Linked DNA regions of Homo sapiens: region 1 is linked to region 2. A link is a loop called in an ENCODE intact Hi-C map of the cell type or tissue named here. Cell type or tissue: heart right ventricle. All regions are shown on one strand. Each heading gives the region's core, and the rest is flanking DNA. Links, peaks and the distances in the headings are about the cores only. Region 1 holds the start of ERI3-IT1 (ERI3 intronic transcript 1). Region 2 overlaps ERI3 (ERI1 exoribonuclease family member 3).

Region 1 (10,629 bases), core at 1,188-9,187, 54 kb before region 2:
GGATGAAGCTTTTCAGGTTTTGATTGATAGACAATTGGTGAACAATCCACTCCTTGAAGCTCTCTTCCCTAGGCTTCAGTGACCCACTCTCACTTTTCATGCAATTCTCCTTGGTTCCTTTGAACACTCCCTTTCTTTTGATCACCTCTTAGATATGGATGTTGCTCAGAACTGTCATTGGTCTCTTCCCTTCTCACTCTCTCTCCGTGGGCAAACTTATCCCCTCCTGGAGCTTTAATTACCATATATTTTCCAATAATTTCTAGGAGCTTTAATTACCATATATTTTTCAATAATTTCTAAGCCCATGTTCCCATTACCAACATCCTGGTCCAGGCCACCATCATCTCCCATCTAGGTAACGGCAGTGCCCCTGCCAATCTTTCTTCCATGGTGTCCTTTTAAACCACCAATCTGGTCATTTCACTCCCTGTCTTAAAACCCGGGCTGGGCGTGGTGGCTCACGCTATAATCCCAGCACTTTGGGAGGCTGAGGTGGGCAAATCACGAGGTCAGGATTTCGAGACCAGCCTGGCCAACATGGCGAAACCCCATCTCTACTAAAAATACAAAAAATTAGCTGGGCGTGGTGGCACCTGTAATCCCAGCTACTCGGGAGGCTGAGGCAGAACAATCACTTGAAAACAGGAGGCGGAGGTTGCAGTGAGCCGAGATCACATCACTGCACTCTAGCCGGGGCAACAGAATGAGACTCTGTCTCAAAAAACAGCAACAGCAACAATAACAACAACAAACCCTTCAATGAACCTGGAGCAGAAAAAGAACATTAATGGAAACACTGGTGAAATTAAAATAAGGCTTTTGAGACAGGGTTTCTTTCTGTTGCCCAGGCTGGAGTGCAGTGGCGTGATCTCAGCTCACTGCATCTCCGCCTCCCAGGTTCAGCCGATTCCCGTGCCTCAGCCTCCCAAGTAGCTGGGATTACACGCGTGTGCCACCATACCCGGCCTAAGAGGCCCTTTAATGTAGCACAGTACCAATGTTAATTTTCTGGTACTGATAACTGTATTGTGATTATGTAAGATGTTAACATGAGGGAAAGCTGGGTAAGGGATACATAGAAACTTTCCTACAAATGTAAAATTAATTCAAAGTAAAAAGTTTAAGAGTCAAAAATTAAAACCACCACCACCAGCACCACTTCCAGTGGCTCCTCACTGCTCTCAGGACTGCTCAGCTAATCCCCATTAAGTTCAATATTGCCACCTTGCCTGACTCAGCTCCCAATGCATCCAAACCCCTTTATAAAAGTCTGAGTTCTGGACCTGTTTACATCTCTGGTCTCATCAGTCCCACTCCCCTGTTGTACAGCCAAATTCAGGCTCATTTGCACCTTGAGTTTTCAAGTCCTCACTTCTCACCTGGCTCATTGCCTTCACCTCTCAGGACCCAGGCTTGCTAGTGCTTCCTCTAGGTGCCTTCCCCCCATCCCGCCTTTGTGTTAGGAACCTCTTCTGTGTGCTCCCACAGCAGCCAATTCTCCGCCTATCGTAACTGCCTCTCCTTCACCTCCTGCTAGACCATGAACTCTTTGAGGGCACAGGTGTTATCCACAGAGACACTCAAGAAATACATACTGAAAAGAAGGAAGGAAGGACTAGAGGAAAAGAAAGAGGGGCAAGATCACACGCAAACCTACTCCAGCCCTGACATTTGCCACCCAAAGCCTTGACATGCCCAGGCCCTGAAACCCTGTCATGGTCTTTGTCTCCAGCTTCCAAAGCCCTGAAGGTTTCAGGCCCTTCCCCACCTCCGTTCCCTTCTAGCATCTTGGTTTCCCCAGGACTTCACTGTGCCAGGAGACTGGCTAGGACCTGAGCTCTCATCTGTCTGGCCAGCCTGTCCTGCAAACCCAGGCAGTCAAGGGTGGCAGTGGTGGTGCTGGGGCGCCCCAGTCCTAGCCAGTGATGCCCTGGAGAAAGGCCTAGCTATGCCTAGGGACTCTGGGAAGGGGGGATGCCCTCCCTAAGCCGTGTCCCACCTGGTAAATATTTCATCCTCAAGCTGCTCAGCTAATCCCTATTAATTTCAATACCGCCGCCTTGCCTGGCTCAGCTCCCAATGCATTATTTATCCCCTTTGTTTGTTTGTCGCTAACAGGTGGGCCCCAGTGGAGGCACTGACTGGGGACAAGCCCACTCTATCACAGTGTGGCTGTGAATTAATCATGAGGACTAATGGGAACCACCTCAGCTCCAGGCACTTCCCTAGCTGCCTCCCCCTGCCCTGGCACCCAGGGGTGGGCCAGGGCCATCTCAACTCAATTTAACTCAATTCAAACAGCACATTTTATTTACTATCTGCCTATACGTGTCAGACACTGTGCTATGCTTTGGGGATATAAGCCAAATGAAACAGACATTTCTTGCCTTCAGGGAACTTACAATCTAGTGAGGGAGACAGGCATTAAACAACTTTCAAACAAATAATTTCTTAATTACAACTGTGATTAAATGCTACAAATGGGGAGAGCAGGGTGCTGAGAAAAAGTACACGGGGAAAGGGGGACTTGATCAAGTCTAGGAGTCAGGGAAAGCATTCCTGAGGAAGCAAACTTTAAGCTGAGCTCTGAGGGATGAGGAAGAGTTAATTAGGTTGTGGGGTGGAAATATGGGGCTCTGGGGGAAAATAAAGCCACATGGGAAGGCAATAAGGTAAAAGAAGGTGTGGCAGGTTCCAAGAGATGAGGGAAGGGCGTGGAGTGTGGGGAGCAGGAGGAGAGTGGCTTAAGGGGGGCAGGAGAGGGCAGCAGAGGACAGAGGCTGTGAGTCTGTGCCCAAGTAGACAGGGACTCCCCCTAAGCTGACAAGGCTCAGAGTGGGGACACTCTTCCGCCAAAATGATCAAGCTGTCCTGATGGGTCACCATGGAGCCCTCCTGAACACAGGATTTTCACTCACCACCTCCAAAACATGCACTCCCACTACCTCTGCCAACTTGAGCAACTGGTGATTTCTTGATCTTGTGCTTGTGGCCTTCTAAGGCTGTCCCTCGTGCTAGGCCCACCTCCTCCAGGGACTCCAGGAGTCCTACTTGCTCTTCTTGCCCACCCTTGAGGTAGTCAAGGGCATTAACCCTCAAATGGGCTGGTCAGGGGACTCAGGGGAGCGCCTGGCCCGGGGACTTGTGAGAAGACCTGCGTGAGCTTCTCAGCATCCTGAAGGCTTAGGTGCTTCCATGGAAGAACAGGGCTGGATCTGGCACCTCAACCCTATGGTAGAACCAGGAACACGGCTGGCAACATTGACGTGCCTCAGCCAAAAGTGCTCACTTCACCTCCCACAAAGGAGCATCTCTCACCTCTGAAGCCCTGGTATTGGCCTGGGCACCCAGAAGACCTCAGCAAACATTTTCTGAATGAATGACTAAACACAGGGAAGGCTCCATCATCTCCCACAATGATCTCTTTCCCAGACACTTCACTCAGAAACTTTTCTAGAAATTTAAATAGATGAAGGAGCAAATATGGGCCAAAGATTTTACAGTTCTTGCTTCCAGTGAGCCTGACAGTTAGAGGCCAGCATCAACCCCATTTTCAAGAGGAAGAAACATCCCATAGTGAATGACTTACCTAGTACCACTCAACCTTGAAGGCATGAGCCTTAAACTGAATGAGGTCAGCCCAGCTCCAGGCTCCAGCATATCAAGATATGCTCCCTCTGTGGGCATTTCCCCAGGCACCCTAGCTCTCTAGAACAATCCTAAAAGGCACCTGGTTTATGAACTAGGTGCAGCTCTGCCAGGGCAGAGGCCTCACTGTGCACATGCTCAGGGTTTGTATTTCTATTCAAAGTGGCCACTTTGAAAATCCATACGTCTCCAGGCTCCCTGTACATCATGGTGTCAAGTCTTGGAGCAGAGGCATCCATCAGGGGCTCCCGAAGGCCACGGTCTGCATGCCCACGTGCCTGATCCCACCCACGTGCCTGGCCTTGGCTCCCGGCGGCCGGCAGCACTACCTTGTCCTGTGCACAGGCTCACTGTAGCCCTAGCCCGTCTGCTTGGCCCTCTTACCCTGGCCTTAGACTCCTCTGGGTGCCCTGCCTCACCCCTGCCCCAGAATACCTCCTCGGCCCTACGCGGCCTCTGCTCTTCTCTCTTGGAGCCAGGCAGCCAGCACGGAGGCAGCCTCGATAACTCGCTAACGTGCTGCCCATGCTGTTCTTAAAAATTTATGACTGTGCACCATGAAAAATCCAGCTGAGGAGCCATCATTAGCGGTGCTGCCTCCCTCCCCCACCAGAGCCACCCTCGTAAATTGAGATTTATGGCTGCGGCAGGCGGGGCGGGGGCGTGTGCAGGCAATGAGGATGTTGTGGGGGAGACAGGGAGAGACCAATGAGGCAGCCGCGGGGCCAGGGGCTCCCCCCTGCGGCAGCTCCGGTTTATCGCAGGCTGCAGTGATAATCCCTGCGGAGAGTAAGGGCCGGCCTGGGTGTCAGCGCAGGGCTAGATCCCGCCTAGCAGTGGGACGGGACAGGTCGGGGAGGGGCCTAAACCAATCACCGGCTCCTTTCGGTGTATAGGGCCAGATCTTGAGGTGCCAGGTTCCAAGCAAAGGCCTTTAGGGAAGAAGCATCATCGTTGCGGAGATCACAAGGCCTGGCCACCGGAGTCAGCTTCTCCCACCAGAAGCATCTGGGTTGGGCTGACTGTCCTATCCCAACCCAAGAGTGACGGGGAGGCAGGAAGGATGCCTGAGAGCCTCCTCTCCCCTTCCTCTGGTAAGATGGGCCCATGGAAGGGATATTCACAGCGAGAGTATAGGACTGAACCCCATCACATAGCCTCCCCCCACAGAGGCCAGACTGGGGCTGAAAGGAAAAGGAAGTGATCCCACAGCCTGCATCTACCCTGCAGGAGGAGGGGAGGAAGAGTCCCCTCCTCCTCCTCCCCTGCTCACTTAGCCCTGTCAGCCAGGCCATTATGAAATTGGGGTTTCATTTACAGACTAATTAAACATTACAGCTTGTTCACAATTACAACGCGGGGATGAGGGAGTAACTAATTACGGAAGAAATGAGCTAACATTTATCTCTGCTCCCACCCTCCCTCTCCCCACTGCTGCCCCCTCCCCCCCCCAATCCAGCTTCCTCCCACTCCCTGGTCACTACCAACTCTCTAGGCTTATTTCCTAGGGTGGGAGACTGGAAGGGGCCTGGTAACCCCCAGCCCTGGACATAAGATCTAACTGCTATTCTTAGCTATTCTGGGAGAGGGGCTTAAGAACTCAGGGCCCTGTGGCAGGGGACAGTAGGTGCTTATGTGCAAGACCCTGTGGGTATGGCCTGTGATGGTATGTGTGGCTATGATATCTGGTGTGGGGGTCTGCTTTGGGGTGTGTGACACTGCTGTGGGGCTGCAAGACTCTGCATTATCTCCATCTTGTGGCAAAAGGTCTTGATGTGACTGCTGCAGATCACTGTGTGATGGGATATGAGTGTGAATGAATCACACCCTCAACCCTCAGCCCCAGGCCAGGATAGAAAAGAACTAAGCGGCTGCAGGAGGTGATGGTTAATGCAGGCCTGGGATATGGCCCCTAGAGCCCAGAGTCCAGAGCCCAAATTCCTGCTGGGAGGCCCCATTCACTCTCCTGCCTCAGAAGCAAGAGGGGCAGGGTTACCCTGCCCTGGGGCTCAGCTGGCCTGGCCTTGGCCTCTTGCCAGATGTTCCCTCTGGGGCCCAAGGAACCTCCTGGGGGCCTGGGGTGCCCCCTGTGGGCAGGAATCCTGGGGTCTGGCTGGCCTGCCACAGCGTTTAATAATAGTAACAGTGAGTGTAAGCGTTTCCATCCTTCCTGTCTTTGGGCAGAAGAAAGGAAAGAGGAGGGAGAGGAGGGAGAGGAGGGAGTGGAGGGAGCCGGCTGAAGGGAGGCTTTGAGGCCTCAGAACTCACATCAAACGGCAGGATCTGGGCCTAATTGTCTGACCCCTGCCCCTGCCTTCAATCAGCTCTGCGGCTCCCCGCCCGCCCCTTGCCTAACTAGCAGCCATGTTCTCCTCATTAGGACAAGCTCCCCTTGCACACGTGTCCCTGGACATGTCTCCAGCACTCCCAGCTCCCAGCCCTGCCTGGTGGGAGGGTACAGCAGGGACCCAGTTTTGGAGGGGCCTCTGGGACAGCTATACCCTCAGCCACCACAGCAGGCTGGCTTGGGCTACACCAGCCCCTCCTTGAGCTACATGGGCCTAGAGGCCGTGTGCTGGGACACACTTCTGCGCTGGCTCAGCTGCTGGGTACATTCTGTCCTCTGTGTGTCCTTCTTGCTACAGCCCAACTGTCTCAGACACACAGCTCCTGAGAGCAGGGCCTATTTGATTCCAGTCCCCTTTGGCCTGGTTCAGCCTGGCTTGGGCTGGTTTAGCCTAGTAGGAGGTTTGAGTCAGGGTCTGTGTTCACAGGCTAGTAGCTGAATGAACTTCTCTGCCTACGGTACAAGGATGGCTCTCTTAAATGGATCCAGGCGTGGTGACATGTCGCGTGTCTGCAGCTGGTGGAATGGAAGGAAAGCAGTACTCGTGGTGGTGAAGAACTCCAACCCTAGACTAGGAGAGATATGTTCAAATTCCTGCTCTCTCACTTCCTTGCTGAGCAGCAATCGGTCATGACAACCTTCTGGACCCTCAGTTTCCTCACATCCAGTAGAGATGACAGCCCTTATCACGGGGTTTGAGAATTCAATGAGAGAACAGATATAAAGCCCTCTGTACTAATACCTGGCCCTCAGCAAATGTAGAATGACACTGGTGTGATTCAGACCAGACCAAACAAATTCCCCTCTCTGCAGGCCACAGGCCCCACTTTGCCCAGTGGGGCCTAGGCCTGGTCAGTAGTGTCCAGGATGGGAGGAGCTAAGAGGAAGGGTCCAGAACCCTGCAGAAGGGTAGGGGCAGCCCCAGGGGGCACAGCTAATACTGAGGACAGAGCACCTATGCTGGAGCCAAAGCATAGGGAGGGATGTCCCACAGTAGCTGCAGGTGGAAGGGCAGGGCCCAGCTTAAGGAATGTCAGTTGGCATTAGGTCAGATGGGGTAGGTCAGCAGGGCTGGCCCATGAAGTGTGGATTGTCCCATGAGTACTGTGGGCCTGAAAGGAGGGGCTGCTGTGAATGCCACTGGAGTGAAGGCTGTCTGTGCCACTCTAGGGATTGATTCTCAGGGTACCAGGAACTGGGGGAGGGGCTGGCCTGGTCTGGGCCCTGACATTGTCTCTCACCTTAAACCAGTGGTAATGACTTGCAAATATTGATGAAAACACAAACTACAGATATTGTGTTTTCAGGGAGTGAAGGTGGGGAGAGGGGATAAGGAGGAAAATAAACTGAAATGAAGTCCGGTTATCTCCCATCTGTGGCTGCTCCTAATCCCCCAGCCCACAGGAATCCAATGCAGTCCCTTATCTGCCCTGTCAATCACTCAATCACCGCCCAGTGCTTGGTGGGCACCGCACGCCCTCACACACACTCAAACACATGCTCACACATGCACACACATGCACACACTTCACTGACTCTTGCTCTAACACTCCCACCCACCCCCAGCCCATTACTCCTCTGAGTAGGAGCAGCCAGCACGCGGGTCCTGCCAGATGGATGCAATTTGCATAATATCAGCAGTGGAGGCTGCAAGATCACCAGGGGTCAGGGCGCTGACATCCCCGCAGAGTCTATCTGCAAGTGCTAATTTGGCCGGCATTGATCTGTCTTTCTGATTTCTTTGTCATTTAAGTCTGCGATGGTTTGACAGGAGATACAGAGAGAGACAAGGGGAGGCGAGGCCGGGGCCTGGGGCTAGGAAGGTGGGGAAACAAAGATTGTACTTCCTAAAGAATCAAACACACATAACACATACATACATACATACATACATACATACATACATACATACATACAGGAGAACCTTCTTCCATCCATCTGTCCATCAACTCACCCACCCATCTAGTCCATCAACTCACCCATCCATCTAGCCATTCTTCCATCTATGGTTGCTACTGAAGAACAGTCTGGTGTCTGGCAAGAACCAATTCCTCAGATGTCTCTGGGGCTCCAAGGGGGTCAGCTCAGGAAGGAAGGAGCCAGCACCCTCTCCCCAGGCACTATCCAGGCAGGCCAGTGCAGACCCTGTCAATGATGGGAGAGTTAACCCTTCTCATGACCATCCATCTCCCTAGCTTCTCACTTTCTTAGGGCCACACCAGAAAGAACTGGATGGGAGGGGGCAGTAGTGTACAGTAGTACTGTGCTCTGCCCTTCCCCACAAGGCAGCTGGGCTGACTCCTCCCCTCCCAGCCCTGAAGGTGGCCAAAGCTGGGGGAAGCAGGCAAGGTACCTCTCTGGAAGGACATCAAGGTCTGTAGAGGCCTCACATCAATGCATCACCACTCAGGTCATCTGAAGCCCAGAAGACTTCATGAATCTCACTGATTCTGAGGCTCTCTAGTTGAGCCAGAAAGTCCCACATCCTATCAGATCTAAATGCTACCTCCTAAACCCTCAGCCAAGGTCCTCACATTCTTCCTTGCCTTGAGTGGGGGTCCCCCACAGGAATGGGGACACTGCCAGGCTAGATGTCATGGAGAAAGGGGATGGGAGGAGAAGACTGCAGCTCTGGGAAGCAAGAACCCTCTGCAGAGAGGTGGACACGGTCACTCTGTCAAGGGATGCAGAGGGGCTTGAGGCTTCCCAGAGGTGCAAGGCCCCCTCCCCCAGGCCACAGTGGCTCTATCTTGGTACCACCCCCTTTCCTTGCCTATGGTAGCAGGAATAGGGTGATCAGAAGGAACTCCCTGCTGGGCAAGACGGGGGCTGGCGTTTGGTGTGTGCTAATCCTGGGCCCGAGGTCTTCAGAGGGACCCGGGAAACTTCAAGGAGGGAAGGCAAAGCTGTACTGCAGACGAGCTCATTAGCCAGCACCCCCCGCACCCCCCTCAACGAGGAGGAGGGCGGGCAGCCCAGTGAGCGTGGCGGCAGAGGCGGCAGAGAAAAGGCTGTCACTGTCCTTTCTTCCTTTTGGTACAAGCGTCTCCCTGAGCCGACGATTCTCCCGCAGTGACACCTCTCATGGGCACTAATGAGATCTGTGTCACAGAGCTAATGCGTTCTGACTGGACTCTTGATAGACACCCCACTCCTTCAGGGGAGACCACAGGCCAGCCCACTGCCCCCCTGGGGCCCAGGCCCCCACCCTGCCACCTGCCAGCCCAGCTCTCTTGCCAAACAGTTCTGGGTAGCAAGCTCTTGAGAGTCCACTTGGTTTCTGGCCATGCCACCTGTACCACAAGCCTCAGTGGGATCCTTCTCCATCCCAGAGCAGAGGGGACAAGCTCCTAGGCAGGACCACCCAGCCGGGCATCAGGGAAGGTTCCAGTTACTCTCCTAGCCAGCTGAAACCAGCAGTAGTCTGTGAGGCCTCCAAGTTACAATAGCAGGTGAGATTTTACTGACATTTCCTGTGCAGATTTCCAAAAAAGAAGGGAAGGAGGTCCAGGCCCTGCCCTTAGAGAACCCAAGTGCGTAGGGCCAGATCATTACCTCTGACAAATTATAATAGGGCCCAAGTGTGTGTTTTGAACACTCATACTGGGAGGGCCAGGCGAGACTCCCAGAGGAGGTGGCCCCTGGAAGATTAGCAGAACTTTCCTGGGCCATGAGGTAGAGAACTGAAATCACAAAGAACCGTCAGGGCCAGAAGGAGGTCAGATGCCAACAATTGCAGGTCCCTGGCTCAGGGTGACTGTAGCAGCAGAGAGGGAGTGGTGATGCTGCCTTTGCTTTCTTCCTCAGCTGCTGCTACCGAAGGTCTGTTCAGGCCTGCGTGTTTCACTTGACGCTGAGGGAAATGAGGGAAGCGAGCTTGTTTTCTTCCACATCGTCTCTATTGGTAGCGCAAAGCCCAACACCAAAAGGGTGCTTCATAGTTCCACAGTGATAACAACACAGGCTCTGCACTCAGATGGGCTTGGGTTTGAATCCTGGCTCCTCAACCAACTGGCTATGTGACCTTAGGCAGTTCACTTCACTGAGACTCAGTTTCTTCATCTATAAAATGGGAATGATGATGCCTGCCTTCATTAAGACTGTTGTGAAAACTAAATTAGTTAACATAAAGTGCTTCCAAATAATATGAGTGCTTACTGCCCCTTTGCTGAAATGAATGAAGGACCACTCAGCAGTCCCCTGTGGAGGCTGCCCTCCCTCAGAGCCTGTGGTCCAAACTAAGGATGCTGACAGAGACCATCGGCAGCCCTGGAGTCAGCAGTTCTAGATGCATGCAGGCCCTACTCACCACAACCTGCTCTGGCACCATGCTGTTCACCAGTCTCCCAAGGCCAAATCCGCTACCCCAGGAGGAAGTGCCCTCCCCTGACTATGATGTCACGCTGACAAGCCTCCAGCAGCCTTTCTGTCCAGTGCTGCATCACCTCCAGACCCTCCTTGGCCATCCCTAAACCTGACTTCACCCTCAGTCCCCAGGGCCAAGCCCACAACTCCATTTGTGAGCTCTGTGGTGACAGAGCACTGTGTCTGCCATTGTTACCAATACATTTCTAGCACCTACCATGGTTCCTGATATATGGTAGGTCCAAGGTAGTGTGTACTGAATGAAA
Region 2 (10,629 bases), core at 1,726-9,725:
TATTTGACAGATAGTAACAGAAAATTGATCCCTTTGTTTCAGGCAGTGTATAGTAAGGATTTACTTTTATAAGACCCAAGATATCTCACCTGAATAAGAGGCTACTCTCAAACATCCAAGTGGCACAGTGACATTAACTACAACTGGTCAGTTTCCTGGAAGGGAAATTCTGGCTGAGGCCAACATGATGAAGGGGTATCCAGATAGATGTGCCCATGTGGGATGAAGGACCAAGAACATGAGGAAATGAGGCAAGGTTTTTAAGGATGAAAGGTAGCCTTAGGAGCTAGAATGTGGTTGCCTAAGAAGCAGAGCTGTAATCTGACAATAATTCTATTTCCTTCAATCTTTCTTTCATGTTCCTTATCCTTCATATTTGTGGAAATGCTTGCTGAACTCAGCTATTTTAGAAAAATCACATTAAGGTCTATGAGTGAAGGGGGCCACCAGAAGCAGCAGAATCTACAAAGGAATAAGCCAGGGGGACTGGCCAGCAAAAGGCAGGGAGCCTCGATCTTATTCTCCCCTAGCCAACTGCAGTACTCTCTGATTCTTTTAGTTGACACAGGCCAGGAGTCCTTTTGGCTCTGGCTAGCCCTGGGAGAGGGATGGGCTCTCTCTTTAGCAGAATTTTAAGGGTAGACATAGCTGTAGGCATTTCCACTGCCTAGGAAGGGTCTAGGTCAGTAGGATGATGCCTATTCTTCTCAGAGGAAGACCTATCCCAGAGGGGCCACACTGAGGACAGACCAGACAGTCAGGTTGGATACTCAGCCTGAGATATGGCTCAGCAGCAGTCCTGAGTGCCATTCTGAATCCCATGTCTGACTGATGCACATGGGGGTTAGGCACTATAATTCTCACTCAGGGGCTCTAGTCACTTGCAGGTACACATGCAGTTTGTAGACTCACTCGCAGGAATTCAGGTTGCTGAGTAGTCCTCTGGGTCATCCTAGCCCTGTGACTCCAAGACACAAGCTGTACAAATGTAGCAGGGCCCAGCCCCATCTTCATGAGAGACATAGGGTCAAATGCCAGAACTTGAGCTTGCAAGTGCCTCATGGGAAGACAGTTACACATCTCTACCACACACCCTACCCCAGCTTAGAGAGGATCAAGACAGGAAATCTGTGAGGAAGGTGGGTTAGAGTGGTCATCATCCCTTACACAAAAGAGGAAACTGAGACTCAGAGAAGAAAAGGATTTGCTCAATCATACAACAAGGCAAGGGTAGTACCAGAAACAGAACCTAAAGCTTCTGACTGCACAGGCATAAGCTGTATAGATACACTCAGGGCTCTTTACAGTCCCTGGGAAGGCAAAGCCTGGGCCTTAGAGAAGCAAGTAGCATAGTGGTCACTGCTCAAGGTCACACCTGGGTTCAAGGTTCTTAGGAGCCTAAGGTCGGTGGGTATCAGTGGGTACATGGTTCCACCAATTTCTCAGAAAAAAAAAAAAAGTTCCCCAGGCACAAAGGGTCTGAATGCTGTACATTCCTACCAGATTGTGATTCCAAGAAAAGAGCCACTGGCAGTGGGCCCTGGACTAGCCTGCGGGCACAAACGTGCAGGCAGGTTTATGGTGCCCAGGTCTCCATGCAGCTGGATTCACTGGGCACAAAGCTCCCCAACTGCCCAAACATCATCTGGTCATGCTTATTATTGTTGCCCAATGAAATTTTATGCACCGAGTCCACAGGTGTGATTTCCCCTTCTTTATGAGGGCCGGAATGACATCACTGATGGCCAATAGAAAAGAGCCAATTATGTCCAGGCCATAAAAAGGAATGAGATTTTTTTCAACCAAATCAAAACTTCCTTCAGCTTCATGAATGCAAGAGGCCCCTTTAAGGAAGGGTCCCCCAGTCCTGCCTGTGGGCTCTAAACCAAGGGACATGATTGCTTTCCAAAGACTATGGGTCTAAGGCCAGAAAGGGGGTCCGCCCTTGGCATTTATCATATGATCCTGCTATTACCACACTGGCCCCTCAGGGTCACCTGAAAAGATTAACAAGCCCTACCCTCAGACCCTAACTAGCTCCTCTCTATTCCATCCAGGGAAAATGAGATGAGATACTCAAGTTCCTTTATTACTCCTTTTGAATAACAGAAAAGAAAGCAAAGAGCATTCCCCCTACTTAGAAAGAAGAGAACAATATAGAGGAAACAGGGGTGTAAGAAACTGCCCCTCACCCCTATAAGCACACAGGACAAAGCAAAAGGAGCCAGCCTTCCCCACCCCACTCCTCATTCAGCCCTACCACCTGCAACTGAGCCATACTGGCTGGGCCGAGACAGCCCTGATGGCAAACAGGTGTGGCTAGCCCGGCGCCAGCCAAGGCAGGGGATAGCTCATTAGGGGAACACCCCCCTCGCTAATGGGTATGGCCACGGTGAAGCCCTTGTGAGCGGGAGCTCAGCTTTGAAGATTAGGTGAGGCAGATGTGGGGGAGAGCTGCTAGGCTGAGGCAAGGAAAGCTGCACATCCATTGAGGTCTGCCGGACAGACTGGCAGACAGGCCAACAGCCAGGACCAGCAAAAGAGCAGGCACCATACTGGAAAAGGCGATGGACACTCTGGCTTTCATGCTTTCATCTCTTTAAGACTTAGGGGCAGACCCAACTCAGGGAGATGCATGTCATTCTCACTTTTAGCAGACTCAAACCTTTGAAGAGGAGGGAGACCAGCAGACTCTGGAGGCCTCCTTGGCTCCTTTCTCCCTCTCAAGAAAGGCTGTGGGACCTGGATCTTGGAGTGATGTGGGCTGGCAGTCCTGGTGCCCACCAGCTCCAGGACAGGCACATACTGTTCGCCTGCAGGAGCAAACTACTGTATTCCATGTGATATGCAGAAATGGGGGAGTATGGAGAGGCTCTGTCTTCTTCAAAGTCATCATGGGACCATGGAGGCACAGAAGGCCCAGGCTTGGAGAGAAGTGGGCCAGTAGAAGCCAACCAACCAGCCAGTTGGAAGATCCTGCCACAGGGACACCTGTGAGGGGTGGGTGGGCTTGCTTCCATGCAGAGTTGCCACACTTGCTCATTCCAATACACTCTCAAAGAATGCTGTCCCTAGCGGCCCTGCAGCTCATAACTGCCACGATTTCCTATGCTTCTCTCCAAGTCTTGAGCCTCAGGAAAGGGCCCATTCCCACTGGATCCCAGTCAGGGAGCCCTATCTAGTCAGAGCCTCCATGGGCAGCATGATTTGAGTCGGTATCCAGCACGTTCAGGCTACTCCAGCCGAGGCAGCACTTAGCTGGGGACACAGCTCTTTGTCTCTCCTGTTTCCATTCCCCCACCCAGAGGAGATAAACAGACCCTGGGTGATAAACAGCCCGCCTTTCATGATCACTTTTCCTCAAGTTGAGGAGAGTAGCTAGTGATGGATGGGCTGGAATTTGGTTATCAGGAAGGGCTGTCAGCCAGAGGTGCCTATCTCCTCCCCCACTACGCAGGGCATCATTACACTGTGGCATCGAGGTAAAATATGACCAAGGGGAGGGAAGGAAGAAAGAGGGGAAGGCTGAGCTTACACATGGAGCAAATTGAGCAACAATGAGAGCAGGCACGAGGCTGGGACGTTAGTTATCTGCCCGTGACACCTTTTATCTCTGCACAAATTGGTCCTTCCTCCCCCACTGCATCCTCTTATACAAACAGAGGCAGACACAATGTGTCACCACTGCAACAGCGTAGCAATTTAACCCGAATTAGTGAGGGGGTCAAGCTAGGAAATAGGGGTTTCTCATTTCAACAGGTTCCTTAGTCTCAGCTCTGAACTACCACATTGAGCGGAGGAGGGTAGAGAGAAGGCAGACTCATAATTGAATTCACTCTCTTGGCCGCTGCTGATGTATAAAAAATTAATGCATGAGCCTCCTACTTATCAAAGCTGGTTAGTATCTATCTCACCTGCAAGATCCACCATGTCAGAAGACACAGCATGGCAGGCCTAGCACTCAGTGCCTTTAGTCGGGATAGGAATCAGCAAAAACAGGAAGAGAAAAGCACTGCCCAGGTGGCCTGGAAGCATCCTCAAAGGCCATTGCAGGTTTGGTCTCAATCGATCTCCTTATAGCCAGAATCCCTTCTATGAGGCCTTATTTGTAAAGCATGTTACCCTTGGTTGGCCATAAACCCCTGCAGAAGCCTACAGGATAGAGTGCTGGCGAGGGCTGGGGATACTATAGGAGATCACATCAAAGCTGGTCCTTGACAGTTCAAGAATACACTTCAGCCTACACAGAAAAAAGGCTGGCTCCACCTCCAACAGAAGATGTCCAGGTTGTTTTATGAATAACCCCTCAGACAGAGAGTCCCACACTGCTGCGCCTGAAACTGAGGATGCCATTGGCAGCACTGATGGCACTGACAAGGCAAAACAGCAAGGAGGAGAGGAGCCTGGCCTTTTCCCCAGTGACCTCGCCTACTGCAGGACCTGGAGTTACAGATGGAGAAGGCACCTTGGGACTCATTCTCCCCATCAAAGTCCCCTGATGGTGGGGCATGCGGTTCAACCCCTGTCCAGTACCACAGCTCCACTACACTAAGATAACTTGGTCAAATGACCATGTGTCCTGGGGTAAGTGACTTCACCTCCATGCCCTGCTCTGTGAGGGTTAAAGGAGCCAACCAAGGGTAACATGCTTTACAAATAAGGCCTCATAGAAGGGATTCTGGCTATAAGGAGATCGATTGAGACCAAACCTGTAATGGCCTTTGGAGATGCTTCCAGGCCACCTGCATTGACAAGACAGTGCCTTGGTCAGGAAAAGGATACTGGAGAAGGCTTGCTGGGGGTGACAGGAAAAGGGAAAGTTCCAGAACCACTCCACAGCTGCAAAACAAATTCCAAGAAGCTTGGGCTGAGGGAAGGAGATATGAATAGAGGAAGCACCTTGGGACTCATTCTCCAAATCCAAAGAATCAGCACACAAATACCAAGGAACAAAAGCCAAGACCCCAGGCCAGACACAAAATGAGAGAGCTTTCTACCTCAACCGACCACTTTATATTCAGGAGTATCACTGAGACCCAGGACCCTCAGACAGAGGCTAGTGGAACCTGATTTCTCTCTTGAGAGAGCTTCCAGGCCCACTCAGAAGATAACCATAGCAGACACAGAATGGTCACTGCAGGAGTGACTACTGAGAAGTGGCCATCTCACTTCTGCTGGTGGGAGGGCAATGTCAAGGGCACTCAGAGACTCAGCTGCAATTCCCCAGGCTCAAGCAAGTGTGCGTGCATGCACACGTGCGGTCCCTCCATTCTCCTCTGCCTGCCCACAGCCCTGGGGGGAATGCACTGCTGACTTATCAGCCCACTTTGCCCCCACACTTGCCCCCTTCCTCTGGGACGGCTGCAGGTTACAATTCCAACCACAGGCTTCAGAAAGATGATACACTTGCTGGAGCCTGCAAAGGGTCAGGAGAGAGTACTGTTTGAAATACCAGCATGACAGCTGGCTCCTTGTCTGTCTCTTCCTCCCCAACCCCCTCCCCAAACTTGTCATGGTACAAGAAGTCTATAAGCAGCCCATCAGCTTTAAATATCAGTGTGCGTGAAGCAGGAGCACGAGAGCAAGGGAGCGGGAAGCCGACAGCGAGCGCCTCTGTCGCCACTGCCTGTCAGGGAACACTAATGAATTTCACCACCAACAGCCAGGCTTCAGATGGGGGTGAGCTGGGGGCTGGAGGGTTTTCTAGGGAGAACTCTGGCAGTATTAAAACATATTTTCCCAAAGCCCTGTTAATAAATGTCATGGCGGAGCTGAGAACTATGGCCTACCACCAGGACTTCAATGGCAGAAAGGGGTGGGGCAAGCCCCGCTGTCCTCTCAAACAGGGAGGAGAGTGCAAGCATGATGCTGGAGGGAGCTGGCTGAGCCCCAAGGTGAGGCCGGGTGACCTCGGCAAGCCTCTCACTTTGTCTTGCCACCATTACCCTTCCACATCTCATCAAGGTCTTGGGATGCCTTGTTGAGAGGACTAGGATAAGAAGGAAAGGCCTGAGGCAGGGAGAGATGACCAGCTGTGCCTTCCTGGCCAGACTTACCACCCACCCCACCTCAACCAACTTCAGCTCACTCACTTCACAGTGAGGCCCCACGGCAAGGGGTTACAGGTCATGCTTCCAGATCCAGGCGAGGTGGGGTAAGAAACTCTGGCACCAGTCCTAACAGGAAGCTACATTTCCCCCACAGATGTCAGGAGCCAGAGCTCCTTATTATTTTACAGATAAAGGAATGGAGGATGAGAGTGGGAATGTGACTTTCCCAAGACCCTACAACTAGAAAGCAGTAAAGCCAGGAATCGAAACTAGGTCTCTTCATTCTAAAAGCCCTGTTCTTTCCACAATGCCACACAGCTTCTTTGAGGAAGGGCTGATCACCTCACTGTCTCCTGTGTGTCCTCTACTCTCAGGCTCTGCCCTTCCCCTCCACTTCCCCCTACTGGTACACACGCACCTCTGGCCTGGCACGGGTCACGGCTGCCATGTAACACTGGGCTGGGCTCCAGGCCAGGGTGAACCCAGCCGGGCAGAGAAAGCCCTGGGAATGAGCCAGGCCATCACCTGGGAGTCTCCACAGCTCACAGGACATGGCTGCAGGCATAAGCCCTCCCACGGGTGCCCTCTGCACAGCTCTGAGCAGGAGTGTCTGATCTGGCAGCGACCTGCTGTGCAGGGGGCAAATGACATTTAATTTCCTCTTGGTTTCCCTATAGTACAGATGAAAGGCCGTCACCTGCGTCTGGGTCTGGCGGCACAGCTGGAAGTGTTCCCAGACATGCTACTCTGGAGAGTTCCCAACAGAAACCAGAACACAGGCAGTGCAGAGGGATGCTCCATGGTCCAGGCTGCTGGTGCCATGTTGCTCAAATCCCTAGTGCCAAAGTTGCTCAAAGTCTCCAAAAGACACTGTATATGCATATAGCGCCTCCCTGATCCATGGCTCTTTATCCTATCTGCCAACTGTCTCTCATTTCTTCCCTATGGAGACCATATGAAGCATACAAGTGCCACAAACACGCTGTGGAACCATATGACAAGCACCTCCCCAGTGCCACAAATAGTCCTTAAAATTCTGTAACTTGTATCTCCCCAGCCCCTCTCTAGGGAAATAATAAGACAAGTGCCTCTCCGGTGTCCTTTCCATGGCAACTCATCAGGGAAAGGCACAGTGCCCCATCTGTCATGACTGTAGAAGTGCTGGAGCTGCCACCAGGGCCTGGCCAGAGCTCTCTTTCCTAGATGGAATGGCAGAAGCCCCAGTAGGGAGTGGCTATGGAGAGGAGGCTGAGCAAGTGATGGGAGGTTTCCAAGACACTGTGGTCAGTGCCTCAGCTAATGAGCTATTCTCTTTTTGGCCAGGGAAACCAGGAGCTCCTTAGCAGATTGAGCTGTCTCCAAGATAACTCACTCATCCCACTACAGTCTTCCCCTGGCCTGTGGCCATCTTGACCCTATGCCTGAACTGCCGTTGTGTGGCCTATGATGCCCTCTGGAGGCTCCGCAGAGAGGCATCCTCCTAGCGTTCAGGATCTGGGTTGCAGTCTGACCTCCGCTCTCATATAGGTACTCAAGACACAGCTGTACCCTTAACCTTCTAGCTGGTCTCCTCTGCCCTGATTCCAGCTCCCCTGACACCTTCAAGAGGTATAAGCACTTGTCCTATACAGAGTAAGACTTCTGGGCGGGCATTAGAATAGGCTAGTGATTTTTAAAGTGTGCTCCATGGAGTTCTAGGGTTCTAAGGAGGAACATCAGGCTACTTCATGGACTGGGGGAAAAGGAGGAAGAATGGGAGAGGAAGAATGGGCAGGGCTTTTCCCCATCTTCAACCAGATTCACATTGGGCTTTAAAATTCTGTTCAAAAGAAAAAAAAGTTTAGTACTAAAAAAAATACTACCATTCCATCTCTCTACAGTGCTCCTCTGGATTCTCACAGCATTTGTGTTGTGCCTTCATTGTAGTGTTTTCATACTCTACCTTACTTACCCTATAGTTAGGTATATGTGTGCTGGTCTTTCTGTCCTGATCACTTGGCAGTCCCCATAGTCCCCAGCACAGTACTTACAGGGCCCAGAGCAGCTCTCAACAGGTGCTGACTTTAGGCTACTACCGGAATGCCAGCACTTCCGGGATATGCTGGGGTCAGCACCTTCAATGGCAATTTCCAACAGGATTCCTTGGGAGAGAAGAGCTGCAGTGGAGGGTAACTGATATTTACTGAAAGGTCCTCGTGAAGATGTATATATAGCACATGACACTCTTAAATCAATGAATGGGACACATCTGCTACCACGAGCAATCATCTAAATCAACTTTCAGGGGACCAAACAGACTTTTGCATTTGGCCAATCTTTGGGAAAAATGCAACAAATTTCAACAGGAAACATCACTCATTAGAAGCTTCCAAACCCTGTGTGTGGGACCATGGGAACATAGGATGATGTTCATCAGCTGAGCATTCAAGGGTCTGTCCCCTGGCTTCCTGTAGCCTGTAAAGGAATCACTAGTCCCATGATTCTGGCTATAGGACTGACAATGGGTAAAGCCCCTTGGCCCCATCAACCAAGCCTACTGCGTGGGCCTCCTTCTCCAGCTAGGTTTAGGGAGGGGGCCAGGAAGGCAAGGGACTGTGCTCGTCCTAGCTAAAGCCACTTGTTAATAGGCCCTAGATTCCTTTATCCCTGGGGAAAGGAAGGTAGCAATGAGCTCTCTTCTCCACCCCCCTCCACCGTGCCTCCCAGCAGTGCCAGGGAGGACAGCCATTAGTGTGTGCCTCAGCAGACAATGGGGAGGAGAAGTCTCCAGAGCAAAGGACAACTGCAGCAATTAGAATGCAGGGAGGTTCAGAAGCTATTTAACTGGGTGACCCCTGAGGTCGCTGCATCTGACTCCCATCCCTGGATAAATATTGTATGAGAGGGGAGGGGGCGAGCGAGGGAGCCAGAATGCTGCTCCTCCTTCCATTCCTTTCCCCACCCCACGCGCTGCCTCCAGCCACATACACCAGGAACATTATTTACAGTCCTGACAGTCAGAGCAATCACTCTGCTAACCAAGAGGGAATGGACAATGTCGACTTACCAAAAATTGACTATGGCAATTGAAGAAGAAACCAGAGCTGAGCCAACACAGATGCAAGGCTCCCTCCACAATCTGGGTCCAGTTGAAGCAAATGTTCTGTAACCCTAAAACCCAAAACTACTGGCAGGTGAAGCTGGTCTCAATGGCAGAGAGTAAATCAGAAAAATAGAGCATCCTTCCACCTTTTAGGGGCCCCATAATGGAAAACTCCTGGCTCTCATCACTACCTAGGTGCTCCTTGGCAAAGATGGGAGTCCTAGCTACCTGCCCAGAGGAAGCCAAACCAGCTACATGCCACTTGTCCAGCTTGCCCCTTAGCTGACCTAGTTGGGAAAGGCCAAGAGCAAGAAAGTCAGATATTGCAGAAAGGGGTCAGGGTGGTGGAAGAAGAGAGTGTTTGAGTGCAGGCTGTGCCTCAGCCCCCACATGCACCGCTCCTCCAGTCCTGCTCTAATGCACCCTGACATGCCTCTGAAGACAGAGAGCTGTTTGCAGTCAGCACCGTGATTTGTTAGTAATTATTTCCATGGTGTCACATTGCTGTCACTCTGTTAACAAAGAGACAGGCTGCCTCGGGCTGCCTGCGAGAAAGAAATCGCAGAGAAAAAGGCCTGTCAGGCTCCCGGGATTCTCTGGGCTGGCTGGCTTTCTTCCCCAAACCAACATCCTCGCAAGCTTTGGAAGAAACAGTTTTACAGAACTATCAAGTCTGAGTTGTGTCACCCTTTAGCCAGGGACACTGAGAATTTATCCCACCCACTCATAGTTGCCCTTCCCAAAGCCCTACAAAGCTAAGCCCCCAGAGTCCACAAATCATTCAGGCATGGGCCACTATGCCAGGTGAAGCCTTGAGTTCCCCAGCCTTCAACTCCTAAGACCTCTGCTCCCTGACTCATCATCTTCACTGGGGTGTTCACAGCCTCTCATGTGCTCTTAGGAACCCGACCAAAGAAACCTAATTCAGACCAAGCAGAAGCAGCCACCCTATTGGCATGGCTGGGGAATAAGAAGAATATGATGGCAGGGCATCTTTGCCTCTTGAATCTGCCAGCCCCAGTTCAGGAGCATAGTGGCTCAGGTGCCAACACCCCTGTAGCCTTCATGTGCCTCTGCATCTGTGAAGAGACACTTATGGAGCTGTCTCCGCATGTGACCTGTCTTTCCCAGTGCCTGGATCTGCATAGCATCTGCACTAGGAGAACTGGTGGTTTGCTTTAGCACAAAGTAATGTCTCCATTACCCTGGCTGGGAATTAGAGGACAGATTGGCAAGCGCTGACAAAACAGAGGTCACTCACCTTACAGGCATGGAAAGTTGGAGATTAATTCTCTCCTCTCACAGAGGGAATCAGACTCCAGGATAGTGGAAGGGAAGCACCAATATTGAGAAACCCTTTCACTGCCAAGCAGCAGCAACAGCAGCTAATGTCACCCGTACCAATATCAGCAGAAAAGGAAGATAAAAGGCCACAAGCCCTAGAGAAGTCCTGCCAAGGTGGCAAGGGCTTTGCCATCTAGCTCCTGCAGAATCCCA

Evidence for each region. Peaks named below come from ENCODE experiments on the same cell type or tissue, not always from the same donor. Only the 100,000 strongest peaks of a DNase experiment are listed, where the experiment ranks them.
Region 1: a loop joins it to region 2, with 2.0 times the contacts of the local background. A loop is called at or near these places in 11 of 110 quality-filtered maps.

Annotation. Positions count from the first base shown.
Region 1 is chr1:44,233,938-44,244,566 of GRCh38, forward strand. The region is part of intron 8 of ERI3 (ERI1 exoribonuclease family member 3); the gene reads right to left. ERI3-IT1 (ERI3 intronic transcript 1) reads right to left here and starts at 10,346. Exons shown (of 4, transcript NR_110056.1): 1 at 10,308-10,346; 2 at 7,978-8,143. RefSeq lists enhancers at 4,096-4,739, 6,150-6,778, 6,779-7,407. In heart right ventricle, for the core only: CTCF peaks have their summits at 4,389 (motif pointing left) and 5,745 (motif pointing left); DNase peaks (open chromatin) are centred at 6,250 and 7,061; H3K27ac peaks cover 2,468 bases.
Region 2 is chr1:44,287,401-44,298,029 of GRCh38, forward strand. All of the region lies in intron 6 of ERI3 (ERI1 exoribonuclease family member 3), which reads right to left. Among named protein-coding and RNA genes, the nearest start is that of SNORA110, 40 kb to the left of the region's middle. In heart right ventricle, for the core only: CTCF peaks have their summits at 6,466 (motif pointing left) and 7,504 (motif pointing left); DNase peaks (open chromatin) are centred at 6,521 and 7,467; H3K27ac peaks cover 1,195 bases.